Linked DNA regions of Mus musculus: region 2 is linked to region 1. A link is a loop called in an ENCODE intact Hi-C map of the cell type or tissue named here. Cell type or tissue: left cerebral cortex. All regions are shown on one strand. Each heading gives the region's core, and the rest is flanking DNA. Links, peaks and the distances in the headings are about the cores only.

Region 1 (12,733 bases), core at 2,196-10,195:
TCAGTGCCTGCCACACACACATTAAGCCCCCAGCCCCCGTGTAAAAGCCAGCTGCAATAGCACACTCTATAAACTCAGCACTGGAGGGTGTAGGGCTGGGCAGAGGCAGGGGGACCCCTGGAACTCTAGCTTCAGAGACAGGTGGACCCCAGCAGTTTAGCTGACTCTACAAACTCCTGGTTTAGTGAGAGACTGTCTCAAAGAGCAAGGCAACTGAGGAAGACATCACTCCTTGAACTCTGGTCGACATACATGCGTGCACATACACATGCCTATGCATATACACATGTACACACACACACATATAATACACATAATAAAAACAACTCTACCAGGGCAGGGGGACGCAGAAGCCGGTCCTCCTATACGAGGCTGTGATTATGAACTGGTTCAAAGTCTCTGAGGATGTTTTACAACTATGTATTTAAAGCACACAGTCCTACTTCTCCAGTTCCAGGACAAAATGGACAAAGATGAAGACAAATATGACATAAAACCAGAGTTGCTTACCAATGAGAGTACTAAATTAAAATGTCTTTATCTGTACATATATTTTAATAAAAAGGTATAAATATATATGAATAAATATAAGAAGTTCATGCTTCACATAAAGAACTACTATGCAGCAGTGAAAACGAATGATGTATATCTGTACTTCCTGAAATGTATCAAGAAAAAGAAGTTTGCATGAACACCATGACCCAAGTTATTTAAAAAATCATCATATTTAGGATTTATTTCTTATGTGGTTGCATATATCCATAACCCACATAAGAGTGGACACAAGAAAATGCAAGTAGATCAAATATGAGTTTGTGGCCAGCCTGGACTAGTAATAATCATTATCATTTTTGCTAGACGTGCTGGCACACAGCTACAATCCTAGCGCTCAGCAGGCCAAGGCAGGATGATCCCCAGTTCAAGGTCAGCCTGAGCCATAAATTCTAGCAAGACCCATCTCAAAATATTTTTTCATCTTTTAGTTTAGGCCAGTATGTCAGTAGCCATTATTTCTGAGTTACAGATTTAAAGGAGATTTTAACCTTCTTGATTATCATCTCTTTGATAATCATGAACTACCTCTATAATAAATATAAACAATAAGATAACATTTTGAAAAAAGTTATTATTATTATTATTAGCCTATGTCTGAGGCCATAATGAGTAACAGGCTAATCTTTGACCAGATTAATCAACCCATAGGAAGTTAGGCTATTTGGAAGTTGAGAGAGAGAGAGAGAAAGCTAGAAGCTTTGAAGAGGATAAATGCTGGCTAGTGGGCTCTGTGGCCCGGAGCTGGACAGGAGCTGCTGGAGCTGGACACTGAGAGCGCCCCTCAGAATACATTCCCACCATGCTAGACTCCCCACACTGTGTTGCCCATCTTGAGAACAGGAACAATACTTTTAACTATTGTTAAAAGTTTACCACTGCATTGCTACGATGAAGCACTGTGACCAAAAGCAACGCATAGTTTAGTTCGTCTTACAGCATACAAATCCATCCCTGAGGGAAGCTGAGTCAGAGCCCAAGGGAGTGGGGGGCTGATGCAGAGGCCACAGAGGAATGCTGGCTACTGGCCTGTTCCTTGTGGCTTGCTCAGCCTGCTTCCTTATAGAACCACCAGCCCAAGGATGACAGCACCCACATTGGCCTGGGCCCTCCCATCAATCCCCAAGGCTAAGAAAATGCACCACAGACTTGCCTATTGGCAAATCTTGCAGAGGCATTTTCTTAATTCAGAGTCCTTCTTCCCAAATGACTCCAGCTTGTATCAAGCAGACATAAAACTAGCCAGGACGGGCACCCAGAAGAGCGTTAAATGAACTTAGGAAAGCAACTCTGACAAACACCCATGCCCAAGGTTAGTAAAAGTGGAAGATAATACAGGAAACAGAAGACATGATTGTTTACGAAGTAATATCATCACCAGACAGTGGGGCCGCCATTCCCCAGACACAGCTAAACTGTGATTATTCTTGTGGTATTGTGAATTAAAAGCCACAAAAATGAAACCTTTGCTTTCCTGGAACAATGAGCGCTTGTCAGTTGGAGTTGAAGCATCAGCTGATGAAGAAGAGGCTAGTATCCTTGAGGCAGGCTTTTCTGGGACATGTTTCCTCAGGGTCAGCACATGGAAGGTGTGGTCCAGAGGTGGCCATATGCGGATGAATGCCTAAGTAACTTAATAGATCTTCAAGCTCACCCCCTGAATGGCATCTTGCACCCTTTGTTATAGAAATGCTGGTCTGTGGCTCTCTGGACACCTCCTGTCCCCTGCTTTCTATTACAACCCAGAATCGCCGGCTGCTCAGCTAACTAGACTCTGCTCTGTTAACACGGGAATTACTCCATCAGTATGTGGAGTCATAGGCCTTTAAGACAAGGACGTTTCTGTGTTGTTGCTAGCTGTTCCCCTAGAGAGAGACCTCCTCTGAGTGCCTCTTCTGGTACTTGGGCTTTATCAGCATCAGCATCAGCATCAGCATCAGCATCAGCATCAGCATCAGCATCAGCATCACCACTGCATTCTTGCTCTGCTCTTCCTTCTGTCTCTGCCCTGCTTGCAAAGCCTGGGAAGAGACGGGAGTGCCCAGGAAAGCACTCGTTTCCTGTTGCTTGGCATGCAGGAAACGTTCTACGTTCAGCCCTGGCCATGGTTTGTTGGTGTCCTTCTCATTTAGTGTGTCTGCAGGAGACATTTTCCCAGAGAACACGCCCTGATGGTTTATAGGTCATGAAACAGAATGTCCAAAACCCAGGTAACCTGAGCTCTTCACAAGTAACGCCAACCTATTAACATTAAACCCAGAGGTCTGCAAAGGTTTCTGCCATCATATCAAACACCTTTGTAACTCACAAGCGTTGCAGAGGTGTAGCTCGTAGGGAAAGATTGTTCAGTTGGGAGGAGTGTTTTCTCCTGGGTGAGTACCATTGCCAAACAATGTCTTAAGAATGGACTCTCTGGCATGAATCACCTAGCTGACATCTCCCTATTAATTTTGGGGGGTAAATTTTGAGAACCAAGAAGAAAAGGTTCATGGGTTCTTTTCAGAGCCCCCTTTATTCTCTCATCTAATGATCTTCCACCAGAAGTGGAAAGCATACCTTGTTATATTGCTGAACAAATGATAAGACTTGGAGCTTGCTCTGTGAAGCCGACTACGTAGCTACTGTGACGTGTGGGAAATGTGTGCGCCGTGACCACAGTCTGCCGAGCTGGCAGAGCCTGGCTGAGCAGCTTACGGGATCCCTCTGTCTCTACAGATGCTGATGCAGAGATCGAAGGAGCCCCAGCTGCACCCTTGGATGTGGTGTCTTTGGATGCTAACAAGGATTACATCATCATCTCTTGGAAGCAGCCAGCTGTGGATGGAGGGAGCCCTATCCTGGGATACTTTATCGATAAGTTAGTGCTTGGCCTAACCTCAGTCATAGTTCTGTAGGTGTCCAGATGTGCGCTTGATTTCCTCCTGTTATTTCTAAGTGAAATGCTGTCTCTGACTTTTTCCTCCTCTACCTCTCTTTCTCTCTGTGTGTGTATGTATGTATGTATGTGATGTGTGTATAATATATACAATGTATGCAATATATATGTATACTACACATAACTACATACGTATTAGTACCTACTTATTTACATTAATCCTTTTGATTTGACAATCAACTCAAGTCACTAACATGGCAAGAATATAGTTAAATTGTAAACCTATCAGCAGAGGCCACTGTAGAATTGAAGTAACTGATATTCAATATACTAAACAACTGCATTCCTGGTATGACAGTCATTTAAAAGTACTGACTTTAGGGGCACAAATTAATTCCTTATACTGTATGATGTGGTTTCAAGTTATCCATATAACATAAGAAATAGTAACAAAAATTCCCAGTGTTGGGCTACACTCTTACCCAAGAGTCTTTCTTGAGTATAGCCTTCAGAACTGATGGATCCCAAGAGTTGTCATTTTTGCACATTTACACATCTACTGTGTTTGAACAATACAAGCAATGAATTCAAACTATTGGCCCAAGTAGGTGATCCTCTACTTAGTTTTTCTTAGAGTGGTCGCTCCAGCTCTTTTTGCTTTGGGCTGTGCAAACAATTAGAGACAGCTCTATATCAATGCATCAAACCTCATAGTTGTAACAACAAGTAAAACAAACAAACAAACAAAACCAAAACCCAACTCTATTTACTGTGCTCAGTACCTGACAGAGGAATGTTTGTAGTCGGTTCTATTTTAGCCGTAGATGTAAAATAGAATGGAAGCTCACTTACTTCCGGTGAATGTGGAGGCTTACATAAACTCTTTTGTACTGTCAGTCTCTGCTTTGTTGTCTTTGACAAACAGCCAAGGGATCTGCACACTTTATAGACAGGGTAAGCAACGCATGCTGTTCTTCTCTTGCCTTGGCCATGATAAATGACGGCATGGCTAATAGCTACTGTTTGCTAAACACTGTTCAAAACACTGCATGTACTTACCACTAGCCCTTGACCATCCTGGACAGGCCTTGCTTTTACAGGTAGGAAAGAAAGAGCTGGCCCAAGCCACATGCCAGCAAAGATACCCTGTTACCCTGCCTAAGGTCACATGGGTAGAAAGCCCAGAGCTAGGATTCAAACACAGCTCAGCTGTAGGCCAGTGCTCTTTCTGCTCCAACATGCTATAGAAGCTTCTAGAGATGATGCCTTCACCTGCACAAATGAAGGCTGAGAAGCATATTTTAGTGTCACTGAGTCACAGTGGTAATGTCTGAACAGACAGACAGACAGACCTTGGGAGACACCTCTAGCATAACTGCTGTAGTCTCCTCAGCTCCCTGCCATTTTCCCACACATAGCAACTCCAGAAACTCTACAAAGCAGACATTTAGGGAGAGTGGATGGAAGACATGAATTGCAAATACATTTTATGGGAATTTACATAACGTTAAATAAAGCAGTCGTTATCGATATCAAAGAATGTAAATGATAGTGACGAAGGGGAGATCCCCCTTTCCCAGCCATATCCCAATTTTTTGGCACTGCCCTCCCATGAGAACTAGTTGGGAATTATACATTTTGAACATAGTGCTGTATTGGGGATGCATTTTAAACTAAAAGCACTGTGTACTACTTGCAATAAGAACAAGGAGTTGCTGTATTATAATGCTGCACAGTTCTCTCCAGGGTTGTCTCTGGAGCTGTGTTGATTGGCTCAATGCCGTCATGTGAACTATTGCAATCTTCTGAGCAGTTCTCTGACTCCATTCTTGGGTCCCAGCTGCTACGTTAGCAGGCAGCTGAAAGCGTTTTCCAAAGCACTCCATTTCCCCGTGGAAACCATGAGCCTCGTTGTAAAATAAAAAAACATGGCCGGGCAGGATATGCAGTCCCAGTCCTTAGGAGGTAGAGGCACGAGGGTCATGAGTTCAAAACCAGCTTGGGAGAGAGAACAGAGTGGAGGATGAGGAAAGAGAAGAAACAAAAACGTTACGATAACCTCCTGACCCTTGTACTCACACAGAACACAGTGATCACCAAGTAGGAAAACAGTGAGCGGCTTGCCAAACTGCAGTACAAATAGCTTTTCCTTCTGTTTTGGATGGTTGGCTCACCTTTTGGAAAGTCTCCCTGTAGAGCCGAGACTAGCCTCAGGGTTGTGATCACGCCCAGCTGTCCAGTTATCTTTTTAGGTCCCAACTTATCCTACAGTAGTTCTGCTTTTACAAGAAAGCACCTGAAGAAGACAGAGAGAGACGACTGGCAGTGGAGTCAAAGGTGTCAGTGGGGCAGGGATGAGGGATCTTTTTCCCAAACCTCTCCTGAATAAAGATTCTGGAGAGTCAGCTCAGTGGTCAAAGCACTGGCTTCCGAGGACCCGGGTTCAAGTCCCACCACCCACATGGCAGCTCGCACCTGCCTGCAACTCCGGTTCCAAGGGATCCAACTCCATCTGTTCTTGGCAGGCACCGTGTACAAGTGGGGCACAGGTACACATACGTGCAAAACACTCATACACATTAAAAAACAAAAAAAGGATTCTGATACCTGCGTGATTTTCTCACTCCTCTTCTTGACACACAAGACAAATCAGCTGCTTGTTTAGAAAGGTCTGAGGCTTCGTTCTTCATGTTAAAACATGTCTAGTTGCTGGCTGGTGAGATGTAGTGAATACAGGTGGACAGATGCCCATACCCCACCTGACGGAGGAAGAAAAACCTCCTTCAAGCTGTCCTTTGACTTCCACACACAATTTGTGGCACTAGTGCGCACACACATACACACACACACATGCACAGTCACACACTCCGCTCACTCACACACACACACACACACACACACACACACAGTCACACATACAGGCACAGACATACATATACACACTCACACACACACACACACACACACAAATACTTGAGTTTTTTTTAAAAGAAAAATTTAAAAAGACACATTGAACTTGAGAGGAACTGAGTGTCTGAAGTCTAGGACTAGGAAGCCAGGCAGGAGTTCCATGTTTTGGCACGGGGAAGATCTGAAGCGAGAGGGTGAATTTTCACCTTAGTCGTAGTCTGCCTGACATCCTGCTAATTCTCCTTTCCCTCAGGTGTGAGGTGGGCACAGATACCTGGTCTCAGTGCAATGACACACCTGTGAAGTTTGCTCGGTTTCCAGTCACTGGCTTGATAGAAGGCCGTTCCTACATATTCAGAGTCCGAGCTGTGAATAAAACTGGAATAGGCCTGCCATCCCGAGTTTCTGAGCCTGTGGCGGCTTTGGATCCAGCTGAGAAAGCTAGACTAAAAAGTAAGTCCTTTTCATTTGTCTGCATCTTTCTTGAAAAGCAAAAGCAAAACCAAACCAAACCAAACCAAAACAAACAACCCCCCCCATCACCAAAATCCAAAACAAAACCAAGAAACCTGTGGTAGGTGTCACTACAAGTAATTCCTCTCCTCTCCACTAGAGGGAGACAAGAATATGAAATCCTTTTCCAATCAGAAAAATCCCGTGTTTGGAGCGAGCCCAAGAGGATAAAAAATAATTTGTTTTTGATTCATTATTTCTTTTGAGTGTTTTTTAAAACCCTCATTTTATTTTATCTTTTTAAAAACATTACTCAGGAAAGTGTACCTTGCCAATCTGTATAATAAGCATGAGGTGTGGAATGAATATGGGGACAAATAGCTCGAAGATCATTTTTATCCACATTATTAGTGTATTCTGAATATAACTGCATTTACGGTTCAAAGCGAATTTCTTGACCTTGACGTCTTCATCAAAGCACTAATCTTGAACCCCTGTGAGCGTCTCTGTGTTGATTAAAAAAAAAATTGCGTTTCCATTTAGGTAATATAAAATAATCTTGGGCTGTCAAGATAGCTCAGCCGGTAAAGGTGCCTGCTGCCAAGCCTGACCTATCTGAGTTCAATGCCCAGGACCTCCGTGGTGGAAGGAGAGTTCTGACTCCTGCAAGGTGTACCCTGACCTCCATATGTGCTCTGTGGTATATATGCAATCACATGCACCCTCACATACAAAGACATACACGTGCACAGGGATACACAATTAAAATATAATATAAAAACCTATAAAGATAATTATTTTACCTATTTACATCTATTTATCTTCCAAGTCTGAATGCCAAAGCCATGTACATAAATTCTGCCTTCTACGGGAACCTGTATGGCATTCCCAATACTAGGGTCTATAATAACATCATAAGCATCACTAGATAGTAACATTTCATTCTGTCCAATGGCCCTCGTCACAGGGCCAGCAGTTGTGAAGGGATGTGAATGTGGGATGCTTACAGATAGCCCTTGTCTCTGCCTGTGACACGGTGACGGTATTATTTGCCTGTTTTAATCCAGAAAGTTTCCAGATGCTACCAAATACCCCAGTGGCTAGGGGCTAACCCTTGTGGGGGGGTTACAGGTCCATGCCGCACATAAAGTTCTATTCTTTGCCTCAGTTCCTTCTAGTGATATCACAAAACTCCAAGAAAGATACCATCACCTGTAGACTCCTCTTAGGCAGTTCCACCTCACACTTTCTTCTACTCCTTCTGAATGCCTGTAAAACAAGATGTTTATGAATAACAAGCACTGTCATCTCTGTGCCTTCCTGTTTCCTGTGCAGACTTGGGTGGAAATTCCCCCTAGTAAGGCAAGATTGAGCCATTGTTTCTTCCCTAAAGTATGTATGTATGTATGTATGTATGAATATATGTATGTGTGTATTTATGTGTGCATGTATCTTTTATGTATGTATCTTCTATTGTCTACCTATCACCTGTCTAGTCATCTACTATCTATCTATCTAGTCATCTACCATCTATCTGTCTGTCTATCTATCTATCTGTCTATTTATCTTCTATCATTTAGCTGTTTATGTTTATCCTCTATCTATCTTCTATCATTTATCTATCTATCCTCTATCTATCCATCTGCTCATCTATCATCTATCTATCGATCTATCTATCTATCCATCTATCATCTATCTTTCTATCTACCTACTTATCTGTGTGGGTTTATGTGTATATATGTATGTGGGCGTGCATGCCAACAGTGTTCATGTGGAAGCCAGAGGACAAACGACTATCAGGAGCCAGTTCTCTCTCCTTCTTCCAGGCGGGTCCCTGGGACTGAACTCATGTCCTCAGGCTTGGCAGCAAGCCCCTTTACCTGCTTAGCCCTCTCTTCCACCTGCTGTTCTCTTTTTTCATGCTTTCAGGGTCACAAGATGGAGCCCACCCCCTTCTTTTTATTTTCTTTTAAAATTTTTTTTATTCTTCTCTAGTATATTACACACCGATCACAGTTTCCCCTCTGTCCTCTCCTCCTAACCCCCCACCCACCGCTTCCTCCCTCTCACTCAGAGCCTCTATTTACCTTCAGAAAAGGGCAGGCTTCCCAGGGATATCGATGAAACATGGCGCAGCATGCTGTAAGTAGACTAGGCACATCCCCTGATATTAAGGCTGGGTGAGACAACCCAGTAGGAGGTGTTTACCTCTATACTCTTTCTTCCTTCTTCCTCACTCAGGAAGGATTCAGACTGACTTCCCATGGACAATACTTTTCAAAAACAATAGGAAGGGCTTGCTCCCACTCAGCTCTCCTGCCTGATCCTGCCTCCTCTATAGATAGAGAGCTGTTAGGCTTCTGACTGTCCTAGTGGTGTTTCTTCCAAATGTGCTGTCTCTGAAGAAGGCATGGGAAAGCCTGTTTGCTTCAAGGGATGTGTATTGAGCAGATATGGGAGCACAATTTAGCGCAGTCCAGAGAGACTCCAGAAACTGTCAGGGAGGGGTATGCTTCACCCAGTACTTTACACACATTGATAAAGACGCATTAGGAATTTACACAGGAGAACTACAACCCATTTGACTCATGCAGCCAGTTTATTGGTTTATCATAGAGACAACAGCACATCTGTGAACATGTGACCTTTATACTTGTCCGTTCAGGTCATCCTTCAGCACCCTGGACTGGACAGATCATTGTCACGGAAGAAGAGCCTACAGGTAAAAACTCTGTCCTCTCTAGACGCCACTGTTGCCTGTGTGATTTAGCTTTCTTTGCTCATAAAAATATATTATTGTCCATGAAGCTTTTGAAAGAACATCCTGAGAAGGCAGATTGGTGAGGTGTGGGGTGGCGGGGGCTGAGGCTCGAACCCAGGGCCATGGACAGGCCAAGGACATACTTCACCCTATGAGCTGTACTTCCAGGCCCCAAAGGATCACGTTTCATTTTATACGACATATTGCGAAGCAGTTGTTATACGATGAACTGTGCACATGTCAGAGTTCAATCTGATAAGCCTCATGTGTGTGCACATCATCATGACATGCCTGGCACTTCTACCTTATCATGTTCTTTCATGGTCCCTCCTCCCTCTCACCACAGTCCTGCTTCCTGACACCATAGTTTGAATTGGCCACATTTTGCATAAATAAGATCATACTCATCTTTATTTCCTATCACTAGCATACTTACTTTATGATTTATCATATAGATGTAGCCATTAGTCAATTCCAACGTATCTGTACCCTGCTAGAGGTTTCCGTGAGCCATCTGTGTTTGCATGGATATGTGGTTGTCACCTCTCTAGGGTGACTACTTAGGAGAGAGATTGGTGGGCCGTGTGGCAGGTGCATGTTTTATTTTCAAAGAAATTGCTGTTTACCAAAATGATAGTTCCACTTTACATTCTTAATTGCATATGCGTATGTGTGTGTGTGGTTCATTCATGTTTGTATGTGCATAGGTGCACATACATGCACAGGCATGTGGAGTGTCTTTCTTGGGTGTTCTCTACCTAATGAGACAGGGTCTCATGGTAGTGAGAACTCACGGGTTCTAGCTAGCACATCTCTCAAGGTTGCCCTGGGAATCCTGTGTCTCTCTGTCCCAGGCACTGGGACAGCAGGCAGACACCGTGCCTGCCTGGCTCTTCTATGGGCTCTGAGGCTTAGCAGGAAGTCTTTACCTGCTGAGCCATGTCACAGGCCCATGTGTGATAATTTGACATGACTGAATTTCAATCTGTCATCATATGTTTATTGGTGACACCAGTTTTCTTTTTCCCATTTTCTCTTTTCTTCGGACTTGGACATGTTTTAATTATTCTCTCTCATCTACATTATGTCATTCTTTATTTTAAGCTTAAACATTTGACATTTTTGATATACTTAATTATCAGCCTACCTTTTCCATTCCTTGCTGCCATTGTCATACATTGTATTTGTGTATAGATCATAAATGTTAATATATTGTATTGGCTTCAAGTAGTCATCGATTCTTCAGAGAGATTTTAAAAGTTAGAAAAGAGGGTTTTTCGTTCATTTGTTTTTTGTTTTTTAAAACCCCATCATTTTAAAGATCTCTTCATCTTTGTTTTGTGTATGAGTGTTTTGCCTGCTTCATGTAAGTGCACTCTGCGTGTGCCTGGTACCCCCGACAGAGAGGGCAGTGGATGCTCTGGAACTGGAGTTAGACATGGTTGAGAGCCACTCTGTGTGTGCTGAGAACCAAACCTTGCTCCTCTAAAGGAGCAGCTGCTGTTCTTAACCGTGGAGCCATTTCTCCAGTCTCAGAACAGTGGAGGAGGAGATACCGTCTCTCCAGCCCCTGAAGAACGTTTCTGTGTTTACTCACATTTTAATCTCTCCTTCATCCTCCTCTCCTTCATTTCAAACAAGATCTCTCACAAGCATGTGCGACTGCATCCTTCACTTTTATTTTCTTTTCAGTGTCTAGATTCCAGAGTTCTATCTGACCAGATTTTCTTTCGGCAGAAGCACATCTCTCAACTTTCCCTTAGCTCGGATTTTCCGGTTATCAATCAACTTTCCTTTGTGTGTCTGAAAAGGTCTTTGTTTAACATTTGTTCTTTAATATATCCTCGATGAACATAGAGTTCCAGTTTGACAGTTTCCATGCAGAGCTTCGGAGAGTTTAGTCCAGTTAGAGGCAGCAATGATAGTGTGGGAGCCACGCTGCAGTCCCAGGCTCCAGGGGGAGCCCTTGTGTCCCTTGAGCACAGGGAGGGTTTTGGTACACGCCTTTAATCCCAGCACTTGGGAGGCAGAGGCAGGTGGCTCTCTGCGTTCGAGGCCAGCCTGGTCTACAGAGTGAGTTCCAGGACAGCCAGGGCTACACCGAGAAACCCTGTATGGAAAAAAAAAAAAAAACAAAAAAAAAAAACAAAAACCTCGTGCACCAGACAACAAGCTTTAAATAATGATCCCAGAGCATTAAAGCAGCCAGAGGAAAGTTGAATGAAAGCTAAAAGGTACTGAAAGTGACACTTAGCCTAAGAAAGCAGCAGAGCGGGTGAGAACAGCTGGCGTCAAACTGTTGCTCAAAGCATGTCCTACACGGTAAGAATCACTCTGAGCACAACACACTGAAACAAGTCCCCAGAAGAAGTTTCTAGAACATATGCCGTATCCTGATGCTTCAAGTCAGAAGCAGTAAATCTTGTAGGGAGAAACAAGTCACTGCATATTTTAACTCTAAACCTAAAACTCCGGCAAAAGTCCTCGAAATGTACATATTTTTCTGGAGTTGGTTTGTTGAAAATGAATGAATCCAGGATCAGCTTCATAATTTAATTTCCCATGAAGAGAGCACTCCTGAGACCTGCAGAGTGTGGCTTGACGTTAACGAACTTGGGGGTGATGGGCCATTCTCACTGAAACTCAGTGACACAATTCAATGACACAGATGCTGACTCAGGGGGGCATGACACATTCCCTCTTCTTTCCTAGTGGTGTATATTTGATCATAACAAAGCTAGTCGAAACAGGCTTTGTCTTGACAAGTTGGTGAGTTTTCATCCCATGGGAAACACAAGAACTCGATACAAATTAGTGTATTAAATTGATATTTAGGCATTCAAATATTAAATTGGTCAAAAAGAAACCGTTTCTGACAGCCCTCCCCAGAGGTAGCCTATGTTCCCAGGACACTGTAGTTATTTCTGTAGCAAACAAATCACCATGTAGAATTCTTTTTAGTGACAGGATCTCTCTCTGTGTTCATATCAAGTCATCTGAGATAGATGAACCAAATAGCAAAACGACTTGGGGTTGCTATAGAATAAAAAAATTCTAGCTTTTTAAGGAAATTGCCACTCTCCATGATACTATATATGGTTTTCATAGTTACCTATATTTATATAACAATTAGATTGTTTTAGGAAATGAAATAGACAGCTATATTTGACTAATTGTAATCA
Region 2 (12,733 bases), core at 1,561-9,560, 55 kb after region 1:
ATAATACATTGCATATTCCAAAAAGCTATAGAAAAAGATTTGGGAAGTTTTCACTGTAAGGAGGAACAACAATATGAACCAACCAGTACCCCCAGAGCTCCCAGGGACTAAACCACCAACCAAAGAGTACACATGGAGGGACCCATGGCTCCAGCTGCATATGCAGCAGAGGATGGCCTTGTTGAGCATCAATGGGAGGAGAGGCCCATGGTCCTGGGAAGGCTCTATGCCCCCGTGTAGGAGAATGCCAAGACAGGAAGCAGGAGTGGGTGGGTTGGTGAGCAGGGAGAGGGGGGATGGGATAGAGGGTTTTCGGAGAGGAAACCAGGAAAGGGGATAACATTTGAAATGTAAATAAAGAAAATATCTATTAAAAAGAAGACATTATAAGCAGGCCATGTGTGGCGGTGCTTGCCTTCAATCCCAGTACTTGGAGGACAGAGGCAGACAGTTCTTTTTGAGTTTGAGGCCAGCCTGGTCTACACAGTAAGTTCTAGGCCAGCCAGGCCACATAGAAAAGAAAGGTAGTTTGGGAAGATATTTTTAATCTGATTTAAATACACCTCTGTCTCTTTATGATATAAACACACACTGAGGATTGTCATATATATATGTGAGGTACATACATGCACACACACACACACAAACGGGTCAGAGGCTGGGAAGGAAAGCCCCTAGACTGCAGAGTTTAGGGTACAGGGCAGGGTAAGAAGGGCTAAGAAGAGCCAGGACACTGTAGCAGGTATTCTTGATGCTGAGAGAGATTGGCAGCCAGTGTCTGCTTTGATATGGTAATCAGACACTTCAGTTTGCCATTTGTCTTCAGTTTGAGACCTAATGATAACATAAGGCATGGTGGCACACAGCTCTAATAACAGTATTTAGAAAATTGAAGCAGAAGAGTTGTGAGTTCAAGGCCGATGTGGGCAACTTAGGGAACTTCCAGCCAGCTGGACTGAATAGCAAGTGCTTGCCTCAAAAAACAATGTCAGAAGTCACGTGATGCGGAGGATGGTGGATTACAGGTGCACATCTGTAATCCCAGTTCTAAGGAGATAAGAGGATTAAAAGTTTGAGAGCAACTCATACTACAGAGCAAAACCTGTCTCAAAACAAGTGAGTAAAACCAAAACAATAAGCCCAGCACTACCCAACTAAACCATGTGTCAGTGTAGCTCAGAGGTAGAGCACTTGCCCAGCATACACAAGGCTAAGTTCAATCCCTGGCACCACAAAGCAGAAAGGGAAAAAGAACAGGGTAAGTCAAACAGTTACCCAGAGCCAGGCCCCACAGAGCGTTCGCTAGCGTTTACTAACATGCAGACTGGCATCTGATGGAGCTCTTGGGCATTTGCTGAGTTCTAGAATTAAATAGAAAAATGCCCGTGTGGAACACTGTGTCTTTGGCCCTTTGTACTCTTTTTTTTCCCCCCTGAAAATAGTACAGAGAAGTAATTAAAATTTAAAATAGATCAAATCCTAGGACATTCCTCTGTGACACCCAGGACACTATAATATATCAGTGTGAAGAATGAAGGGAGCAGAATTAGCTGGATCATCTATCACAGTGCTGAGCCTTGGAGCCAGCGAGGTGGCTTAGTGGGTAAAGGCACTTGGACGTGAGTTCTATCCCAGATGGAAGTGGAAGGAAAGAACTGAATAACAAATTGTTGTCTGGCCTCCACATATGCACTGCGGCACACCACACAGGCACATGCACACACACATGCATACACTCATGCACACACTTATGCATGCACATATATACACACATGCATATACATGGACACACATGCACACAAATGCACATGCATACACTCATGCATGCACATATATACACACATGCACACACTCATATACACACACATGCACACACACGCACAAACATACATACACTCATGCACACACATACACACATGCACACACATGTACACACACAGTAATAATTAAATACATAAATGTAGTATTGTAAAGTTATGTCCTTTGGAAAAGAACCATTTATTCAAGGACTAGGGAAAGTGCTCGCTAGTTAAGAGCACACAATGACCTTCTAGAAGACCTGAGTTCTATTTCCAGGACCCATGTTAAATGGTTCACAAACATCTATAACTCCAGCTACAGAGGATCTCACATCTCTGGCTTCTACGAGCAACTGCACTCAGGTGTACATAACCTTTCCCCACAAAACACATGTACATAATTAAAATAAGTCTTTTAAAACCATAATTAGTTTTTTTTAATGAGTGCATTGAGAAAATATTTTAAGAAACTTGTCACTAGAGTAGCAAGGCCTGCGCTTCCTACAGTGTTAGTCTCATTTACATGAGTTTGTCTTATACTTTTGTGCCCACACAAAGCTCAGGGCTTGAGAATTATACTACTGTGGGGTTTTTTTGTTTTGTTTTGTTTTTGTAAGTTGGAGGCATACTGAGAAGAACAAACACACCTTTAGGTAGGAGTTAGCCTTGACTTTGTTTTATCTTCTTTGGCAAATCATTAAATTCTATGAATTTTATTTTTCTCATGTAAAATAAGAACAATATGATCCATTGTGTCCGAAGCACTTAGCATATAGAAGGCGCCATTGTGAAAGCCAGCCAAAGACTAAATAATTCAAGCAAAGCAGAGGTCTGTCTTCCTGTCCCACTCTCTAAGAAAAAGCTATTATTCAGGCTAAAAACTACAGGATACAGATGTGTTTCTTTACCCTACTTTTATGGCATCTCAATTGCTAATAAATTTAAAGATATGTCATTAAATGTGCAATACCTCATAGCATTTAGTATTATTAGAAAAACACTAAATATTAATTAGAAGCTAAATATTTTTAGGTAAAAATATTTTGTTTTTTTAAGTTCATATTGAAATTGTATTTAAGCTATAAACTTCCTACATGCGTTTTTGGAAAATACATATGTAGATACTATGAAATAGAAAAATTTTTTGGTGAGGGATTTGAAGACAGAGTTTCTCTGTCTCCTTGGCTGTCCTGGAACTTACTCTGTAGACAGTAGCCTTGAACTCAGAGATCTGCTTGCCTCTATGTCCTTATTGGGTTTAAAGTTGTGTGTCTAGAAGCATTTATAATATGATATCATCAGTAGTTTGGTTAGCCCCTTTATGTACATTTAAGGTACTTTCTTATAATTTTTCTCCTTCTATAATTATTTTATATATGTACATATCTGTCAATTTTTTATACTGCTTTAAAAATGTATTGCATTTAGTGTGTGTGTATATGTGTGTGTGTGTGAGCACATCCCATAGCACATGTGGAGATCAGAGGACAGTTCGTAGGAGTCAGTTCTTTCCTGACCACGTGAGCTTTAAGGGATTCACTCCAGTTGCCAGGCTTGGCCACACACAGCTTTACCTCTGCACCATTCATTGCCCCTATGCTGCTTTTTAAAATTTCTTCACAGTCTCACAAAATCTTCATGACGCACCTCTTGACAGTATGAGGAGACTGTTCGGCTGTGCTCTGTTTTCTCTGTAACCATCATGTTTTTATGTGTCATCAGGGTCCGCTCACAGTGAAAGGGCTGTGTTTCCTTCTGATTTCATACACGGTCGTAGCACATGCCTCACTCTGTTGCCAGCCACTCTGCTTTTCATTCACATTTGACTCTACTCCCAAGTGCATATTTACGTACTCTTTAATAGCTCCGGAGCGACATATGTCAGGAGTCCCCCCGGTCAGTGTGCTCTTTTACTAATCAAGTTTGGCCATAGAGTATTTGTGTTAAATATGCAGGAAAATAGTACTTAGTTTGGTCTTCCATCTTTAAAGAGTCTCTTAATCCTGGAAACAAACCCAAGCAAACCTGAAGATAGTCAGCATCCTTGAGAAAGACTGGTCTTGAAATTGATATTCAGTCTACTGTAAAGAGTTAGTAGATGTTTGGGCTATCAGTTAGTTCTTGGTCCCTGGAATCCAAATGGTGGGCTTCTGGGCCTATAATTACCCCGAAGTGGGATGGCTTAGGCAGCAGGTCTCATGCTTTCTGAAAGCCTGTGAAAGTTTATGGTATGTCACCTAGTAAAAGCAGAGGGAAGATGAGCTGTCCACAGAAGGAAGCACTGATGACACTCTCTTCGCCCTAACAGTGGGACGGGGATTAAGTACACAGACAGAGTCAAGAGTGGCGTGACTGGGGAGCAGATCTGGCTGCAGATCAACGAGCCCACTCCGAATGATAAAGGGAAATACGTGATGGAGCTCTTTGACGGCAAGACTGGACACCAGAAGACGGTGGATCTCTCTGGACAAGGTAAATGTACTTACTCACATTTACTATAGAATGGACAAAAGTGAAATGAGGTTGTTACACGGGGGATGTCAGAGGAGTTGGTGTTTGAGTGGGTCTGTTCTGATTGGTTACTCTGAGTCCCAATCCGTTTTTTTTTGGAGCCGGTCTTGTTTTTAAGTTTAATTATATGTCACCTTATGTGAGTGACGCCGCTCTACTTAGATCTGGTCAGCTGAGGACTAGTGTGGGCTAGGCTAACATAATGGCCTCCAGTGCATTTTATTAATGGTGATTTCTTGGCAAGGCAGTCTTAATTGTGGAAAACTTAGGGGACAGACAACCGTAAAAAGCAGGTGGAGACGGCAAACGTGGAGAGAAGGCACGACTCTTCACGGGAAGAGTTTTAGAAGAGGTCAGCTGACTCATGATCACATCCTTAAGAGCAAAGAGGGGAAAGGAACTGTGCACAGGGGTGGAGATCTGAGCATATCCATCCAGTCCAGGAAACCGTTGCTTGAGTGGAAAGCTGGCTATGAAGGGGATCAGTGACCTACCCAAGCTCCAGGAAGTGGTCGGTGAGAGAGCAAGGGCAGAAGGCAAATGGTCACCTATGAAGTGACAAAGGACTTCTCTGTCCAAAACTAGAGAGGAGTGGATGAGAAGAAGCAAAGGAAAGGAGGAAATGCTGAGCAGGACAGGAGGAAGCTGGAGAGACCGCAACTGAGGGTCCCAGATGTCTTAGTTCCCTGCTGAGAGACCGGGCCTGGCGCAGGGGCAGGGATGGGGGAGGTTCTGGAGATAAAGGGGGGTAAAAAGAGGAACAAGTATATGACTGGCAACAAGCAGTGACCCAAGGTGGTGGACAACTACTGAATAAAACTGAGAGAGTTAAGTGAGCAGCTAATATCAGCATGCTGTTTCTCCCTGTCCTCTGGCTGTATTCTCCCCTCTGTTCTTTCTGAAAGAATAAAACCCTTGAGATGAAAGCCACCACAGGCTAAATCTGACTCATGCCCTTGTGCACTAAGATGCAGTCTTGGAGTATCATACTCTTCGTGTTTTTCAACCTCAGAATAGATTCACAATTTAGACAAGAGTTTTCTAAGCATGCAATGAGGGCGTGCGCGCGTGTTGTGTGTGTGTGTGTGTGTGTGTGTGTGTGTGTGTGTGTGTGTGTGTGTGTTTTCTCTGAATCCCCTACTCTCACCCAATCCCTACCCATATACCCACAAAGACTCAATGAAGGATCTGTAGTCACAGGAGAAGGTGCAGCAGACAGGCAGGGCCTTCTGACCCACATTGTACAAGCAGCGCTGTGGATCTCTCCCACCGTTCATCTGACTGTGGGCAATACAATAGACAGGGGAAGCCGCAGGTGGGCGGGTAGATTTAAAACATTTCAAAGACTATTTTTAACAACAAAGCTTAGGCAACTACCCCACTTTAAGCCCTCATAAGACAAAGGCTGTGGATCTTCTCACCAGGTTGCCATAGCCACCAAACACATTAGTTTGACCATACATTCTTTTTCTCAGTGTGGTGTGTGGACCAGAAATAGTTTTGTGTTATCACCCTGTGTTCAACCTGAAGCTCAGTCAGTTTTCAGAGGAGAAAAAACAAGGCCTGACTTTATCCTTATTCTTCCATATGTAAAGAGAGAGAGAGAGAGAGAGAGAGTGTGTGTGTGTGTGTGTGTGTGTGTGTGTGTGTGTGTGTGTAGGGGTGTGGATTAGTGCAACCCAGTTAAATCCATACTCTCTAGATATAAGTAGGATTCTTGGCTGGGGAGATGGCACCGTGGGTGTGAGGGTCTGGTGGCCTGAAGCTGGTTCTCGAGGCCCACATGGAAAGCTGGATGTGATGGTGCACATCTGCAATCTCTACTTCTACCCTGCCATAGGGATGGGGGTGGAGACAGGAGAATTATCAAGACACTCAAGGCAAGCCAGTCCCAGTAAGCTGAGCAGCTGCAGAAAGGAGACCCTGCCTCACTGAGCAGCTAGTGAGAACTGGCTCCTGAAAGTTGTGTCCCGATCCCTCCACACAAGTCAAGACATACCTTCAACTCACATGAAAATAAATCATATCCATGTGTGTGTGAGAGCACGTGTGTGCATGTGTGTATATGTGTGCATGAGTGTGTATGTGTGTGTATGTTTGTGTGCATGAGTGTGTGTGTGTGTGTGAGCATGTGTGTATGTTTGTATGCATGAGTGTGTGTGTGCATGTATGTGTATGTTTGTGTGCATGAGTGTGTGTGTGTTTCTTGGGCTACAAAAGGGGTGGGAAATGAAATACAAGGATTTCTAAACAAACTTGCCTTTTTTCATGAACTTCAGTCAAGTGTCTCACCCTGAAGTCACGGGGATAAGATTATTTTAGAACCCTGTGAGGCTTGTTTTCTTATCTCAGTCGCCTCCATTTTTGTTCCATTGTGGCTTGAGAAATACTGCTTCAGTGAGAGGAGGGAGATCAGACTGAGAAACAGTGCTCAGTGAGAGGAGGGAGGAGGGACAGAGGATGGGGAGGACCATGAACAAGGCCCACCAGTACGCGTGTGAGCAGTGCCTTAGTGACACCTATGGTTTTCTATGGTAACAAAATTGTATTTAAAAAATTATAATAACAAACAACAGTCTGTGTTCTGTAATGGAGAGCACTGGATTTCAGGCCAGTGTTGGCATACAGCGTGATAACTCTGATTCAGTGTGCTCTCCTGCCTAAACAGAGCAGAAAACCTAACATGAACACATTTGAGCCATCTAGCCAGGAGCCTAGGAGGGCTAATTTAATAAGAAAAGGTTTTTGGGTTTTTTTGGGTTTTGTTTTTTTTTTTTTTTTCCTTGCAAGGATGTTTAGACAACACACCTTTGTTTGAAAGACTTTTACTGGGACTGTTAGCTAACTTTTTTGTTTAAGGTTGAAGGCTCCTTGCTGAAATGAAAACATCTAAAACCTACTACTTTATACTCCCTACACAGAAAGTCCTTATCTGTCTTGTTGAGAGCTTTATGTGAAGCCATAGGCAGTCTCATGGAAAGGTGGTCAGTGACCTAACCTTGTGACTTTAACTTTGTGTTATCAATTCTGACTGATAAAGTTTTAACTAACTAACTTTCTTCCTTTCTTCCTTCCTTCCTTCCTTTCTTTCTTTCTTCCTTTCTTTCTTTCTTTCTTTCTTTCTTTCTCTCCATTTTTTTCTTTTAAAGCATTTGATGAGGCCTTTGCTGAATTCCAGAGGTTAAAGTAAGTTTCCCTTCCTGGCAAGGGCCATTTCTACTCAAGTTCTATTCCTGGAACCCTGTGTTCCACTGGCCTATCTGAGCATCAGAAAGTTTTTTGTTTCAGCAAGCGCAGGAAGAGCCCACTTGACACTGTTAGTCGAGCTGCCAGCTCTCTCGGGAGCAGAGCAGAGCGGGGACTGACTTTCCCCCTCTCTCCTCTGTGTATTAAATGCAGCCTGGTTTCAATGCAGCTCCTCATGGAACTCAGAGCAGATTTCCAATTGGGAGAGCAGCTTTGCCAAGCCTGCACTGACAAATGCCTGGGTGTGTTTAAGTGTGTCGGGGCGGGGGGGGGGGGGGGGAGGGGGAGGGAGGGAGAGACAGACAGACAGACACACACAGGGGAAGAGAGAGACTACTTGAAATGATACTAACACAACTCTTCTTTGTCTCTCTCAACCACAGACAAGCTGCCATTGCTGAAAAAAGTGAGTAACTACCTCATACTTATCACAGAGGCAAACTCAGCACCAGTCTCATTTCCTGGCACATCCACAGATGACAATGGATTCTTTTCTTGCCAGGCTTGGTAGTGTAAGCCTTTAATCTCAGCGCTTGAGAGACAGAGGCAGGCAGATCTCTGACTTCGAGAGAACAACAAATCTTAATGGAGAGGCTCTGAGCTCGGTCTGTAGAGGGAGATTCAGGACAGTCAAGGCTATGTACTGAGAGCCTGTCTCAAAATAGAAAATGGGTTTTGTCTCCTTTCTTTTATAAATTATAGATGATCTACATATGTCTTCACTTTAGTCTTGTGTCTATAGGAAGGTCTCAATTATAACATCTGGTTCTTATCCCCTGCAGACATTGTAAAAAAAAATCCCTTGGTTACAAACCATATGATAGATATTAGTCACTTGTAGGTACAGTGTGTCAGAAGAAAATTAGGCCCAATGAATAATATAGGAGTCTGAAACACTGTCTTTTTGACATTGGGCAAACAAGATTGAAGAGTCACAAAATGAAATAAGGCTGGGAGCCATGGTGTTCTGCCAGAGAGGAAGCCTTGGAGTGTGTTAGAGAAGGGCTCCTTCATCAGGTATCGAGACAGTCATACCCAGAACATGTGTGTGTGTCCAGCCCTAGAGTTCAGCACCTCTATTCTCCTATTATTGATATACTCAGCCTCAGATAGACTGGCCCAGCACTACCAAGAACCAAGAAAAGGGAGCTATTTAAGGAGAACCTCAGAGGAGACCCACAACTGCACAGCCCCCCAGAGCTCCCAGATTATAGCCCTTCTAGTATGCAACTGTATTCATCATAGGGAAACCATACCGAGGCCATGGCCTGCTCAGAGCCACTACATTAAGATTTGTTGTGCTTTCCTGAGCTTACACCTGCTGAACTACACAAGGGCTAGAGCTGGATATAACCATGAAAATCATACAGCAGGTCTTTATGTGACAAGGTAGTTCTAAGCTGGTGCTATAGGTACAGCTTCAGGCACCTGTGCGTGTGCACAGTAAGTAAAGAAGGATTAAAACCAGAACCGCTGCCGGGTGGGCGTGGTGGTGCACGCCTTTAATCCCAGCACTTGGGAGGCAGAGGCAGGCGGATTTCTGAGTTCGAGGCCAGCCTGGTCTAAAAAGTGAGTTCCAGGACAGCCAGGGCTATACAGAGAAACCCTGTCTCAAAAAACAAAGCAAAACAAACAAACAAACAAAAAACCCCAGAGCTGCTGAGTCATTTCTCATTTTGCATGTTGAAAGCAGTATGAAATAACCACCAGGACAGGAAAGAATAATGTTGGAGGTTTGTGTCATTAAGCATTTTGAGGCATGGTCATTGGCTCTCTTCATTGCAGAGATTAACCAGAAATTCCTGTGCTTGCAGATCGGGCCCGGGTGTTAGGTGGTCTCCCTGATGTTGTCACCATTCAAGAGGGCAAGGTGAGTATTGTCCTGTGTCCACATGGGGAAAGGTTCACCCCCTACACCATAGTCCTTCCTTTTGTACCCCACCATCTCTGTCTTATTTCCTTGGGCCTGCACTTGACCAGAATCACCAAATACAGGGTTAAAAGATCAGCATTCCTGTCATAGTTCCTTGTCAGGCCAGCATCAAGATGAAAGTTTATCTTGTGAGCCTGGATTTAGGCCATTTCTCTAGAGTCATGTTTTTAAACCATCAGGAGCCACTAGGCTGTTTGAAAACGAACCTGAAAGCGTTAGCTCTTAAGCATGTAACCACAGAAGAAAGAAATTATTCCAGCATACTGGAAGGTGCCATGCTATCTTGTGGTTACAGGGAAACATGCTGCCTGGCCCGTGAGTTTTTATTAGCTCCATCCCTGATGAAATCCAATCTCTCCATTTGATGCTAAACTGGTATTTCCTGGCTTCTTCCATCCGAGAGGCAATGGCTGTGCTCTCTGACCTGTAAACCGGGCAGAATGGTCCTTGCCTGTAATCTAAGGACTCAATGGGGAAATCTAGAGCTCAAGGCCACCTTTGGCTACATAGCCAGACCCCACATCAATCAAAATAGGTTTAATATACATCTTGCGAGTCCAGAGAGACCCGTAGTGAAATAAAACCTTTTCCTACCCAGAAGAGCAGTGGCTGCAGCGGTGGGGGTGGGAAGCCAGGCAGAGCTTCTGTATCAAAGCAAGGCTGTAGATTCTGTGCAATACATTTCTTTGTAGGTAGAAAATACCATAGTCGACTTTCAGCTCAACCTCTGAGAGCAGTTTCTGTTGTTAAACTGTCTCCTCTGCTCTCCTCACTCCACGAGGGTGAACTCACTGGGCAGTAGTGACAATTAGGGGAGAATGTATGGGAAAGTACTCCAGTTCACAGCTCAGCTCTCAAGGATGGATGCTCGTCTTCCACAATGCCTGCCTACAATGTTTGCAGTTTCAGTTTGACTTAATTACATTTTACCCCAAGTAATCCCCAGATTCCCAAACCTGAACCCGGTCTGTTCGGGTATATTTAATGATAATGATTTGACTCATTTAAAAATTATACACGCATGCATTCCTTTATTGGAGGACGTGCTATAGTACGTGTGTGGAAGTCAGAGCGGCACTTACAGGTTTTGGGTCACTCCTTCCACAGTGTGTTACTCGGGGATTGAACTCGGGTCACCCAGTTTGGCAGCAAGCATCTTTACCCTCAGAGCCATTTCTCTAGCTTGTACTTTTCTCGTTCTTAAATGGAGAGTAGTTCAGTAAAAATGCTAATTTAAACTAGCATGGCAGCACATGCTTATAAACCCAGCATTATAAGCGAGAGAATCCCAGGTCAAGCTTGAGCTACACAGCCTGTCTCTAAAACTTGCTAACTAATGATGAGATGTAAGGAAGTTCTGTAAGCTACCCAGCTGTGCTCCCACAGAAGAGGCAGTAAGTGATCACGTAAGATCTATTGGGAAGATATCTAAAAGAACACTCCTTTCTGAGTAATGCCAACTTCGTTCCTAATCAAGAATATGTCGTTTAGCCCTAGCCATGGAGAGTGGGTAAAGAGACCATGAACTACAATGAACCCGCCTCAACTCCAGTGATAAGTGACACACAACAGAAATGCACAGTGGCAAATGCAGGAAGGGTGTGGGGAGACTGGATTACTTATGTGCTGTTGGCGGGATGTAAGCCAAAATTACATCAGCTTTTAGCAAAAGAGCCTGGCAAATTCTAGGGAGAAAAATGAATCATATATTTATCATACAGCCCAGCAACTGAACCCTGGGCATTTACCCTAGAGAAATGGAAAAGCCTGTGCTCTAGTCATAGTAACTTTGTTCATGACCGCCCCAAACTGGAAACGGTACACATGACCCTCAGGGACACACACATATACTGGCACATTCGTCAGCAGCAAAGAGCCAGGAGGCTGATTCAGCAGCAGGTGGATCTGCAGGGAATTGTGTGCAGGCAAAGCAGCAGCTTGGGAAGTTTGCTTACTGTAGACCATGTTTATATAACATTTTGAAATGACAATGTCTTATGAATGGAAAATTGAGGAGTGGCTGCTGGAGGTTGAGAACAGTGTTGACAATCAAAACACAAAGCTGTGGAACTCAGTCCCAGTGAATTCATCTATAACACAGCTCCCATACCCCAGGCCTGGGAATCAGGCAGAAGAGGGGGCAGAAGGATCGATAGTAAGAGCCAGGGGATGGGGAGTTTATGTGCAACTGTGTCTCCTACTAACATCAGGAACTGACCCCACCCACCCCAATGTGAGCTGAACAAAGACAGCAATGGGCTTGCCAAAGTGGACAGGGAGAGGACCAGGAGGCCCAGCTAGAAATGCTGAGAGCCAGAGAAACAGTCTTCCCCAGGGAAGAAAAAACCAACTGGTTATCCAATACCAAATATTCAGTCCTGAAATCACATATACAAGTAACATTGTATTTGTTGTATGTAGGGATATATACGTATGTATGTGTGTGTGTGCATGTATACATATATTTATATAACAACAATTAATGAAAAAAAAGAGGCCATGAATTTGAAAGAGCAAGGAGGGGAGTGTGGGAAGGTTCAGAGGAGGAGAGGGAGGGGGAATGATAAAGTTATAATCTCAGCAATTATATTATAATCTCAAAAATAAAAGATATATATTTTTAAAAAGGAACGAGGTTGAGAGGCTGGGGTGGTTCACGGGGCTTTGAGAGCACAGCATCGAGAGCTTGTGGTGAGGAAAATATATCGACCATGGTGGTGGGTATACAACACTCCCCATTGAATGGAACAATCTTAAACAGAAGCCTCTACAGTACTCCTTAGAGTTGCACACGAGAGTCTTACATTTTCTTAATCAGGCAAAGTAAAACTGCAGCCCCAAATGCCAGCGTCTCAGAAGAGCTTCAACACGCCGGGAAATATTTTATTTAGGATGCATTTGGGCCAAGCGCCTCTGCCACAGCACAGGTTTGGCAGGGCCCAGGGAGCTGAAGAAAATGAGGAAGATGGAATGGGGAAATTACTTAGATGATGTACAGCAGCTGCTGCCATTCCACTGCTGGGCCCCGTGACGCAAATGCAACGCCTAGCTGAGCAGGTGGCGAGGAGGGAGTGAGATTTCTCGGCTGATGCAGCCCAGAGGCCCACATCGAAGGGAGTGAAAGGTGTCTGGGTGTTTATGGAGGAGAGAGTGGAGATGGAGAATGAAAAAAAAGAATGCCCCTCGGTGTGCTGACACAGACAAGCATTCCAGAGTCCCAGAGTCCCGCCCTGAGGATGGATGC

What was found. Peaks named below come from ENCODE experiments on the same cell type or tissue, not always from the same donor. Only the 100,000 strongest peaks of a DNase experiment are listed, where the experiment ranks them.
Region 2: it touches region 1 in a loop (2.0-fold over the local background); 2 of 42 quality-filtered maps call a loop at or near these places.

What each region holds. Positions count from the first base shown.
Region 1 is chr17:71,057,858-71,070,590 of GRCm38, forward strand. Myom1 (myomesin 1) reads left to right here. Exons shown (of 37, transcript NM_001083934.1): 11 at 3,268-3,409; 12 at 6,591-6,790; 13 at 9,456-9,512. Among named protein-coding and RNA genes, the nearest start is that of Myom1, 45 kb to the left of the region's middle. In left cerebral cortex, for the core only: a CTCF peak has its summit at 6,946 (motif pointing right); a DNase peak (open chromatin) is centred at 6,945.
Region 2 is chr17:71,113,187-71,125,919 of GRCm38, forward strand. It overlaps Myom1 (myomesin 1), which reads left to right. Exons shown (of 37, transcript NM_001083934.1): 33 at 4,108-4,271; 34 at 7,460-7,496; 35 at 7,940-7,962; 36 at 9,371-9,426. Among named protein-coding and RNA genes, the nearest start is that of Lpin2, 64 kb to the right of the region's middle. In left cerebral cortex, for the core only: no CTCF peak of the experiment used is centred there; DNase peaks (open chromatin) are centred at 4,976, 5,624, 6,061 and 7,701.